Regions from separate parts of the Homo sapiens genome. Here all the other regions are linked to region 1. Evidence: chromatin contacts called from ENCODE Hi-C data. All regions are on one chromosome and are shown on one strand. The core of a region is the stretch at or near the end of the contact, and the rest is flanking DNA. Distances in the headings are between cores, read along the strand shown.

Evidence for each region. A loop is a pair of places that touch in the nucleus more often than their neighbours do. Pooled maps may share reads with other maps.
Region 2: a map of naive thymus-derived CD4-positive, alpha-beta T cell shows a loop between it and region 1 (10-fold over the local background). The contact joins the promoter of DDX10 here to the promoter of SIK2 in region 1. A Hi-C loop is called at or near these places in 1 of 168 maps with a recorded cell type or tissue (naive thymus-derived CD4-positive, alpha-beta T cell), 1 of 37 single-sample maps with no recorded cell type and 6 of 50 pooled maps.
Region 3: a loop to region 1 is called in a map of naive thymus-derived CD4-positive, alpha-beta T cell, with 6 times the contacts of the local background. The contact joins the promoter of USP28 here to the promoter of SIK2 in region 1. A Hi-C loop is called at or near these places in 1 of 168 maps with a recorded cell type or tissue (naive thymus-derived CD4-positive, alpha-beta T cell), 1 of 37 single-sample maps with no recorded cell type and 8 of 50 pooled maps.

What each region holds. Positions count from the first base shown.
Region 1 is chr11:111,600,921-111,603,969 of GRCh38, reverse strand. It overlaps SIK2 (salt inducible kinase 2), which reads right to left and starts at 1,521. Exons shown (of 15, transcript NM_015191.3): 1 at 1,272-1,521. The coding sequence starts at 1,406. RefSeq lists silencers at 756-915, 1,466-1,905 and an enhancer at 1,996-2,135.
Region 2 is chr11:108,663,487-108,666,535 of GRCh38, reverse strand. It overlaps DDX10 (DEAD-box helicase 10), which reads right to left and starts at 1,467. Exons shown (of 18, transcript NM_004398.4): 1 at 1,197-1,467. The coding sequence starts at 1,382.
Region 3 is chr11:113,874,041-113,877,089 of GRCh38, reverse strand. USP28 (ubiquitin specific peptidase 28) reads left to right here and starts at 1,518. Exons shown (of 26, transcript NM_001346252.4): 1 at 1,518-1,645. The coding sequence starts at 1,589. RefSeq lists enhancers at 298-959, 1,010-1,259, 1,249-1,543 and silencers at 1,280-1,439, 1,460-1,819.

The DNA.
Region 1 (3,049 bases), core at 272-2,771:
GGAAACGGGATTAAGCAAAACTTCTAAGTACAACTGCAACTCCAAAAATCACTCACGTTTGCAAGTGCCCTTCGCCTTACATAAGTCATTCTGAAAAGAAGTCCTACTTTATTCTACACTCAAACTCCAGTACATTCGTACTAACAAGGGAAAAAGCAGAATAGGACCAAAACTGGAGGGCAAACAAACAGGAAAAGGATGAAACTCCAGGAGGAACTACAATAAGGCAGAGTAGAGTACGTCAAAACCACTAGGTTTTATTCTAAAGAATGGTTTTGTTTCTACCGTTCTTCTAAGGTATTTAATTTGCACGTCTTAAAATAGAGACCCTGAGGAGAGCAGCTTGAGGCAGTGGAAGGAAGGGGGGCGGGTTAGGTAAGAACAGAGACTTGTGAGAGAGTATGTGCGGTGCATTAGAATGTGCAATGAAGAGGGTGCAGGATTCACCGTCAGGAAGCAGTTGAGGGCTTTATGAGTAGAGGCAGAATCTGATATGGTTTAAAGAATGCGTATTACAGCCAGAATGCACACCTGGTACAGTGACAACCCTAGACAAGTAGAAGACCAATCCACCCACCGTGCAAATGCAGAGATGACCATTTTAACCAGTTCTATTGTCTGGGGCATTAAATGGAAATGCCCCAGGCAAGAGATCAAGCTAGCCAGACACCAAATCAGAGACACCCTGGGCCAAAAGGAAGGAGAGGAGATGGACAGTGGCCGTGGGGGTATTCCCAGCCATGGGGCCCTTCCTCGTCGGGCAGGGGAGGGGCGCCGGGGTCACGGGGGCCGCACGATCCCCCATCCGCGGAGCCCAAGCGCAGGCGGTCCCCTCCTCGGGCCGGCGACGTCTCTCACGGCGCAGCCTGGGAACACCGAGACTTCCCCTCCCACCCCACCCCCAGCCGAAAGCAGGGAAGACGCGGAACTTGGGCTCCGGAGCGGAGGCCACAGACCAGGTCACGGCCCGGGTGGGGGGCTCTGGGCGAAATTCCGGGTGGCCACCGGGGGTGGCGTAGGGGAAAGCAAAGCCCCGGCTGGTTGCGTTTCCAGTCGGACGACACTCGGGTCCGGGTGCCCGGGCCCGATCCCTTCGCTGCTCACCGACCCCCTGCACCTCCTGGGTCCTCACAGTCCCAGGCCCGCTCGCCTCCGCCAGTGAGGCGGCCTCTCGGGTCTCCCCGGTCCCACCACTGCGGCCGCCCCTCTCGGTAAGCAGCTCCTCTCCCGAACCCTCGCCTCGGACGCTCCCGCCGAGCCCCGGGCCGCACCTCCGTCTTGGTGATCCGGTGCCGCCCCAGCTTCACCACAGCGAAGTTGCCCTTGCCCAGCGTGCCCTCGATGTCGTAGAACCCCACCCGGACCGGCCCGCGCTGCAAGTGCCTCGGGCCATCCGCCATGACCATGCTGGGCCCCGCTGCTAGACACGGCGGACAGGAGCGCGGGCGGGCGGGAGGGTTGGCAGCGCGGCTTGGCTTGGGCGACGGCCGCTCCGCTTGCTCCTTCGCTCCTTCGCTCCTTCCCTCCCGCTCCCCAGGGCCCAGCCAGGCGCGCGCCGCCGCTGACGTGCGCCGACGTCAGGGGGCCGGGGCAGGGGGGCGGGGGCGGGCCCGAGCCTGGATTGGTCACCATGGCGACCGAAGCACCGCCGACGTCGGCTGCTGGAGAGTGGGGGACGGCGCACGGGGAGGGGCGCGAGCCTGGCCGGCGCGCTCCTTCCGGGCTCAGACGCCCTCCCCTCGCCCCTCCGCCTCACCGCTGCCAGGGGCGGGGTCGCTGCTCGGCCCGCTCCGTTCCTCGGCCTTCCAGGCGAAGGGCAAGAGCGAGCCCTGGCGGACCGTGCGGAGGGGTGCAGAGACCTGGATGCGGCCTGCGATCTCCTTCCCCGCCCCGGCGTTCTCCGCCCACCCGGGGTCCTTCCCGCCAAAACCTCTCACCTACAAGTACAGCGCGTCCTAAATTTGGCACCGGCAAAGAACTGTGGCTGAGCAATGCGTTGCTCACAGGCTCCTTTCTTTGTGTCCTTTTCTCTTCTCGTTGCTATATATAATAAAACCCTCCACGTTTTGATGTCTCCGAGGAGTCATTCTGACAGCAGTGCAGTCGCTTATAGACTCACAGAATGTCAATGTCAGCGCTGAAGAGATCTTGGAGATCACTTAATCCAGAGATTTGGAGCCTCATGTGAGCTTCAGAGTTTGGAACCCCCTAAAACACAGGCCAGTTTTTGCTTATGTGAGCATGTCTCTGGGGAGATGGACCCGTAGCTTCTGTCAGATTCCCAAACGCGTTGGTGACTCTGAAAAAGTTTAGAAATATTTCTCTAATCCAATTTTTTTCCCCAAAGGACGAAGAAGACCTCAAGGAATAAAGGGAATTGCCTAGGTCACACAGGCAATAGTCGAGGTAGGATTATAAATCACACCACGCTTCCAAATGTGACTCAAGGAAACAGGGACAGTGACACCTCACTATTTTGAGATGTATCATATGCCTTTATATCTTGGTTTCTAAATACCATTCTCCACCTAAAGGAGCCAGACTCCGTGGCGAGATGGCTCATTCGAGGGCAGAGACAGGGAAAGTATAAAATGCCCTTGAAAGATCCTGCTCCTTAAAGCAAGGAGATTTCTTGGCTATGTCAAGGAAGATATGTCAAAAGAAAGCAGATGGCTCGAAGGTGCTCCCCCCTTACCAAATCTGAGACAGTTTGAGTATCAGGAATAAATAATGGGCCGGGCTTAGTGGCTTACGCCTGTAATCCCAGCACTTTGGGAGGCTGAGGCGGGTGGATCACCTGAGGTCAGGAGTTCAAGACTAGCCTGTGTGAAACCCCATCTCTACTAAAAATGCAAAAATTAGCCGGGCGTGGTAGTGGGCGCCTATAATCCCAGCTACTCGGGAGGCTGAGGCAGGGAGAATTGCTTGAACCAGGGAAGCAGAGGTTGCAGTGAGCCGAGATCGTGCCACTGCACTCCAGCCTGGGCGACAGAGCGAGACTCTGTCTCAGTAAATAAATAAATAAATAAATAAATATAGAAATTGATTC
Region 2 (3,049 bases), core at 218-2,717, 2.9 Mb after region 1:
AGAACTGTGACAAGGTAAATCTCTGTTGTTGCTGGGCTTTTTTGTTTGTTTGTTTAAGACAGAGTCTCACTCATGTCACCCAGTCTGGAGTGCAATGGTGCGATCTGGGCTCACTGCAACCTCTGCCTCCCGGGTTCAAGCGATTCTCTTGCCTCAGCCTCCCGAGTAGCTGGGATTACAGGCACCCACCACTAGGCCCAGCTAATTTTTTTGTATTTTTAGTAGAGGCGGGGTTTCACCATGTTGGTCAGGCTGGTCTCGAACTCCTGACCTCAAGATCTCTGTTGTTTTAAGCCGCCAAGTTTGTGGTAATTTGTTACAATGGCAACCTTAGTTACAAGAATGTTCCATCTGTTAAATCCCTGATTGTACTGCACTAGAAGGGGGCTGAGAAGCTGAAAGATGTGGGTGAAGACCAACAAACATGGGATTTAGGGAAAGGGAAAAGAGGAATTGACAGACCTGTGGAGTCTGGAGGTTGGGGGAAGAAGTCAGGAGGTCAAAGTGATCATTACAGGTATACTCATCTGGGAACACCAGCTACAATGTGGGGATGATAGGTGACAGAAACAGACCAGCGGTCCAGCTTTTCTAGGCCAATTCTTGGATGGGGACATGAAGCCTGTGGAGAAAATGAGGTGGCCACAGGAAGGAGCATAGATGATGTTGAGGGATGCAGTCTGGCTTCATGGTTAAAAGCAAAGGCTTTGGGATTAGAAAGACATGGATCTAGCTTCCAATTCCACACCACCTACTAAGCGTGAAAGATTCGGACAAGTTTCATTCCTCTTAGAACCTCAATTATCTCATCTGTTAAATAGGATTATTAATATCCATACCTCAGATCAAGTCAAACAATTACTGTAAGCACATGGTGAGTGCTTAAAAATGTAGGTGTCATTATTACCACTATTGTCATCAGTATTATTAATATGAATATGACTGTAGCTATTACAGCATTAGTCTCCCTACCCTTAGGTACGGCCGCATTTCTATTATTTTTTTAGGAACAGTGTGGCAAGCAGAAGAGTGGCCAGAACGGTGCAGAGGTTTGAGCTGTGGCACCCGGCGTGACCTCTCATTCCCGGCCGGGTCCCGGTGACAGATCCGCCGCCTCCACTCTGCAACTCCTCGCCGCAGTGAGACGCTGCCCCGCTGCTGGCCGGCCCGAGCCCCCTCCCCAGCGCCGGCCTCACCTTTTCATAGTTCTGCATGAGGCGGCTGATACTCTCGCGCTCGACCTGCCATTCGGGTTTCTTCAGTTGCTTCCTCAACTGCTTCTTTTTGTTCTGCCTATGGCTGTGTTTTTTCTTCCAGCGATTGAAGCTCCGCACCGGGTCGGGTCGGGCTCCCGAACCCGGAGAGTTGGCCGTTTTGCCCATTGCGGCGGCGGCGGCGACAGCTCGGATCAACCCCAGACACGAGACACCTAAGGCCAGACTCACGGAACCAGCATGGGACAAACGCACAGAGGCGCATGCGCGAACTCAGAAGCCCGCCCCCGAGCTTTTGAAACCGGGGCACGCGCCAATGACGTCAGGAAAAGGAGGGCTGTGATTGGCGAATTGGCTCCTGCTGGGAGGGGCAGCCTGGGGAAACGGGGGCGCAGCACTCCACGGAAGGGGGCGAGCTGAGCCGAGCCGGGAGCACGCCGGCTCTTTAAAAAAAAACGCATGCGCACTGTTGTTGTTACTATGGTGACGTCATACACTGACCCTTTAAGGGCTATTAACACATTTGCTCCAGGTTCAACTTTGCTAAGCGTTCGTGAGTATGTGTGTAAACACATACAATCTGTGAATGAAAATTGTGACCCTCGTTTTGCACTTTTCGGGCCAACGAGCCAAAAGATTTGCCCAGAAGTAAACAGCTAGTTAGTGACTTCTGATTTCCATCCATGGTGGTTGTACTTCCTCAGGAATAAAAATGAATATTCTATATTCTTCTTATGCCCCTCTGGGTTTTCCTTTTCCTCTGGGCCCCTCAGACTCTAGCTGCAACAGCAAGGAAACTGGAACGGAATCAAATTGAATTTGCCTTAAAATGCTTTTATGGAGACAAAATGATAACTAAACGTAAGGAGGTAGGTAATAGAGGCCGGGCACGGTGGCTCACGCCTGTAATTCCAGCAATTTGGGAGGTCGAGGTGGGTGGATCACCTGAGGTCAGGAGGTCGAGACCAGCCTGGCCAATATGGTGATGCCCTGTCTCTGCTAAAAATACAAAAATTAGCCAGGCGTGGTGGTGCACACCTATAATCCTAGCTACTTGGGAGGCTGAGGCAGGAGAATCGCTTGAACCCCGGGGGCGGAGGTTATAGTGAGCCAAGATCGCCCCACTTCACCACAGCCTGGGTGAAAGAGTGAAACTCCGTCAAAAAAAAAAAAAAAAGGAGGTAATAGAAAAGTTATTGCAAGTTGGACATTTAAGTGAACTGGCTTTCAATGAATTGAATTTTTTGACACATTTACCTACAGCCTCCAGGAAAACACCGGATGTGGGTGGGAGAGCTTAGCTGTAGCAAAGGAGATTGGAAAATTGAGTTCAAAGTTCACAGGCAGAATTTTGGGCTCTCAAATTTCCTTTCCAACCCCACATATCCAGATCACTACTCTCAACTCTATGCCCATCCTCCAAACAAGACATGGCTTATTGGAAGGGAGTGAGGACAGGAGGTGAACAAGAGAATTTCCACACTCAGGAACACTAGATGTGGTAGACAGTAAAGCTCAATAAGGAGTGATTACATGAAAGTGTATATACATCCTCAAAAAATTAAAAATAGAACTCCACGTGAGCCAGCAATTTCACTTCTGGGTATGCATAGCCAAAATAATCGAAAGCAGGGTCTCAGATATTTGCATACCGTGTTCACCACAGCACTATAGCTAAAATGTGGAAGCAACCCAGGTGTCTATCAACTGATGAATGAGTAAACAAAACATAATATGTACCTAAAATGGAATATTATTCAGCCTTCATAAAGAAGGAATTTCTGACACATGCCACAACGTGGATAAACTTTAAGAATATTAAGCTAAGTGAAATA
Region 3 (3,049 bases), core at 269-2,768, 2.3 Mb before region 1:
GTTGAATGTGGAAGATTCCAAGTTAGTATCACCGCAGCCATGCCAATCTGCCAGTTAATCTGCCAGGGGAAGCGGATCCCTGTATCTCCAGGTGGTGGAAGTTGCAGGAGTCCTAGTTCAGGCCTCAGAGAGTAATCTGGCCTCTCCTGGGAGCTGCACCTGACCTGTACCTGTTTCCTTTTGTCAAAAACTGCGCCCGCATGCAGACTAGGGAGGCCTGCAGGTGAAACATAACAATCCCAGCGACAACAATGCCAGGAGTATAGGAAAGGCCACCGTCCATGTTAAATTCACACTTAAAAGTGTAGCTTGAGAGTCAGACCAGACCAGGGCAAGGGTGTAGGTGCTACTCTTAAAAGACGCGCTTCCACACTCAGCCTCTACGCAGATTTGGGACACCCAGCAGCCTGTCAAGTGGGTTTGCCATCATAACACATTTGTATCTTAAATGTGAAACATGGTTCAGTAATCACAATTCCCACACAGTTGTTGAAAATACAATTCAGGCCTGGCGCGGTGGCTCACGCCTATAATCCCAGCATTATGGAAGGCCGAGACGGGCGGATCACCTGAGGTCAGGAATTCGAGGCCAGCCTGGGCAACATGGTGAAACCCTGGGTGTGGTACAGCGTGCCTGTAATCCCAGCTACTCAGGAGAATCGCTTGAACCCAGGAGGCGGAAGTTGCAGTGAGCCGAGACCGTGCGGCTGCACTCCAGCTTGAGGGGACAGAGTGAGACTCCGTCTCAAAAAAAAAGAAAAAAAAAAAAACAAACCGAAACCAACCAAACAAAAAACAATTCAATAGGAGCACCTGGTCTTTTAACATGAAATCGTAAATATCTGGCTCAAACGTAACAAAGTAACACAAAATTTTAGTTTGAACTTCTGAAAATCGAAAATGGAAAAACTGCAATTTTCCTTATCATGCCCAGGTTAAGAGCATCAGGGTTAAGGGCACCAAGCGGGACACCCATGAACGGAGGCTTTGGTCCGTTTGGTTAGCTTTAGACAAGCGACTGCATTCATCCTCCTTCTCTCCTTAAAGATGGTGAACACTTCTTCATGTCATTGGAGTTGGAAATGGCTACAAAGCCTGATGGGAAATCCTTTATTCCACGGTCATTCGGCAGTTTCCCACGGCGGGGGAACAGTTTTAACTCGCCCGTGGGGAGGGTGGAGCCGGAGGTCAGTCCTACAAATGAGGTTTTGAGGGCAGAGAGCGGAGAAGACTCAGGAACGCGGCTCCCAGGATTCGCAAACCCAGTTCCCGGACACTGGCAGCGCGGCCCGCAGCCTCCACCGGCTGTGAAGCTGACCAACAGCGACAGGCGGGGCCGGGATCACGTGACCGACGTCTGGTCAGCCGGGCGTGCGCGGGAGCACGCAGAACTGTTCGGCCCCGGGCCGCGCGCCTTGCGTGCGCGCGCATGCCGGGGGCGGGGCATGTGGGCCAAGCCTCCGGCGCGCGCTGCGGGCGGGGGCGGGACGGAGCGGGGTGGAGGGCGGGGGCGGGGCCTAGTCCTGAGAGGCTGGGCCGGCGGCGGCTGCGGCGGGAGACCGGTGACCCGCGGCTGGGCGCCTCGGCCATGACTGCGGAGCTGCAGCAGGACGACGCGGCCGGCGCGGCAGACGGCCACGGCTCGGTGGGCTCCGCGGCGGCGAGCGGGAGCTGGGGGCGGGCTCCAGGCCCTGAGGGGAGCGTGCGGGGCCTGCAGGGCTGCGGGTTGCGGGCTGCGGAGGGCGCCCCGGCCGGGCGGGACAGGGGGTGCGCCCGCCAGCGTGGGTGAGAAGGCCAAGGGCTCTGCGGGGCTCGGGCCGCGGAGATTGAGGACTGCATCTTCGCGTCCGTGGGCGAGCTGAAGTTGTAGGGGGATTTCCAGATTTTGGAAAACCAAATATAAAGGGCTGGACGTGGGGTTCTCCGCCGCAGGGATCAGTAAGGTGAGCCCTCCTGGGCCCCGTCCGGGGTGAGAAACTTCCGAAAGCGGCAGCGTTGGTTGGTTTTGTTTTGCTTTGACTTTTAAATCAGTTTTATGGCGGCGTTTTTAAAAGGTTAAAGCAGACCGAAGTTATCTCACTTAAAGTCCGGAATTAATCACCGTCTTCTATAAGACCAGGGGTCCCAGTTACCACCACTTCCCTCCCTCCCAACCCGGCTTTAAAAACAAAACAGCGCAGCCTCCCCAATTATTGCCTTCATCGCTCTAGATTTTTAAGGAGGGGGAGGAGCTGCGTGATGAATAGAAAGTCTACTGATGATGATCTCCTGTTCCCAATGTCTAAGAAGATTGAAATCAATATAAGGACTTCTGATCTAAGAATCTGGTGAGAGTGAAAGAACCCTGGTTTGAGAGAAAAGCTAATGTCTGTATGAAGAAACTTGGGAAGAGGGCAATTTGAGCATGTCTTCTAGTGTTACTTCGGAATGTTATAACTTAACACCACCTCCTCACCCCTCAAGTACTGCACTTTTTCAAGAGAAAACGGGAAATCTGTGCCAGTTGTTCAAATACGAGTTTGGAGATGAGAAACTATATTTGTCGTACAAAGCTGGCAGACAGATACCCTCAGGTGAGAATCCTTTTATACCTTTTTACTCTTTTGTCTGGAAGGCCAGTAGTATTTAGCATGGAGACACTTTTTTTTTTTTTTTTTTTTTTTTTTCGACAGAGTCTCCCTCTGTTGCCTAGGCTGGAGTGCTGTGGCGCGATGTCGGCTCACTGCATCCTCCGCCTCACCCTCCTGAGTAGCTGGTATTACAGGTGCTTGCCACCGGCCCGGCTAATTTTTGTATTTTTAGTAGAGTCGGGGTTTCACCATATTGGTCAGGCTGGTCTCAAACTCCCGACTTAAGGTGATTCGCCCGCCTCGGCCTTCCAGAGTGCTGGGATTACAGGCGTGAGCCACCGCGCCCAGTCTGGACGCACTTTTTTTTTTTTTTTTTTTCCAGACGGAGTCTCACTTTGTCGCCCAGGCTGGGGTGCAGTGGCGCGATCTCGGCTCACTGCAACTTCCGTCTCCCGGGTTCAAGCGATTCTCCTGCCTCA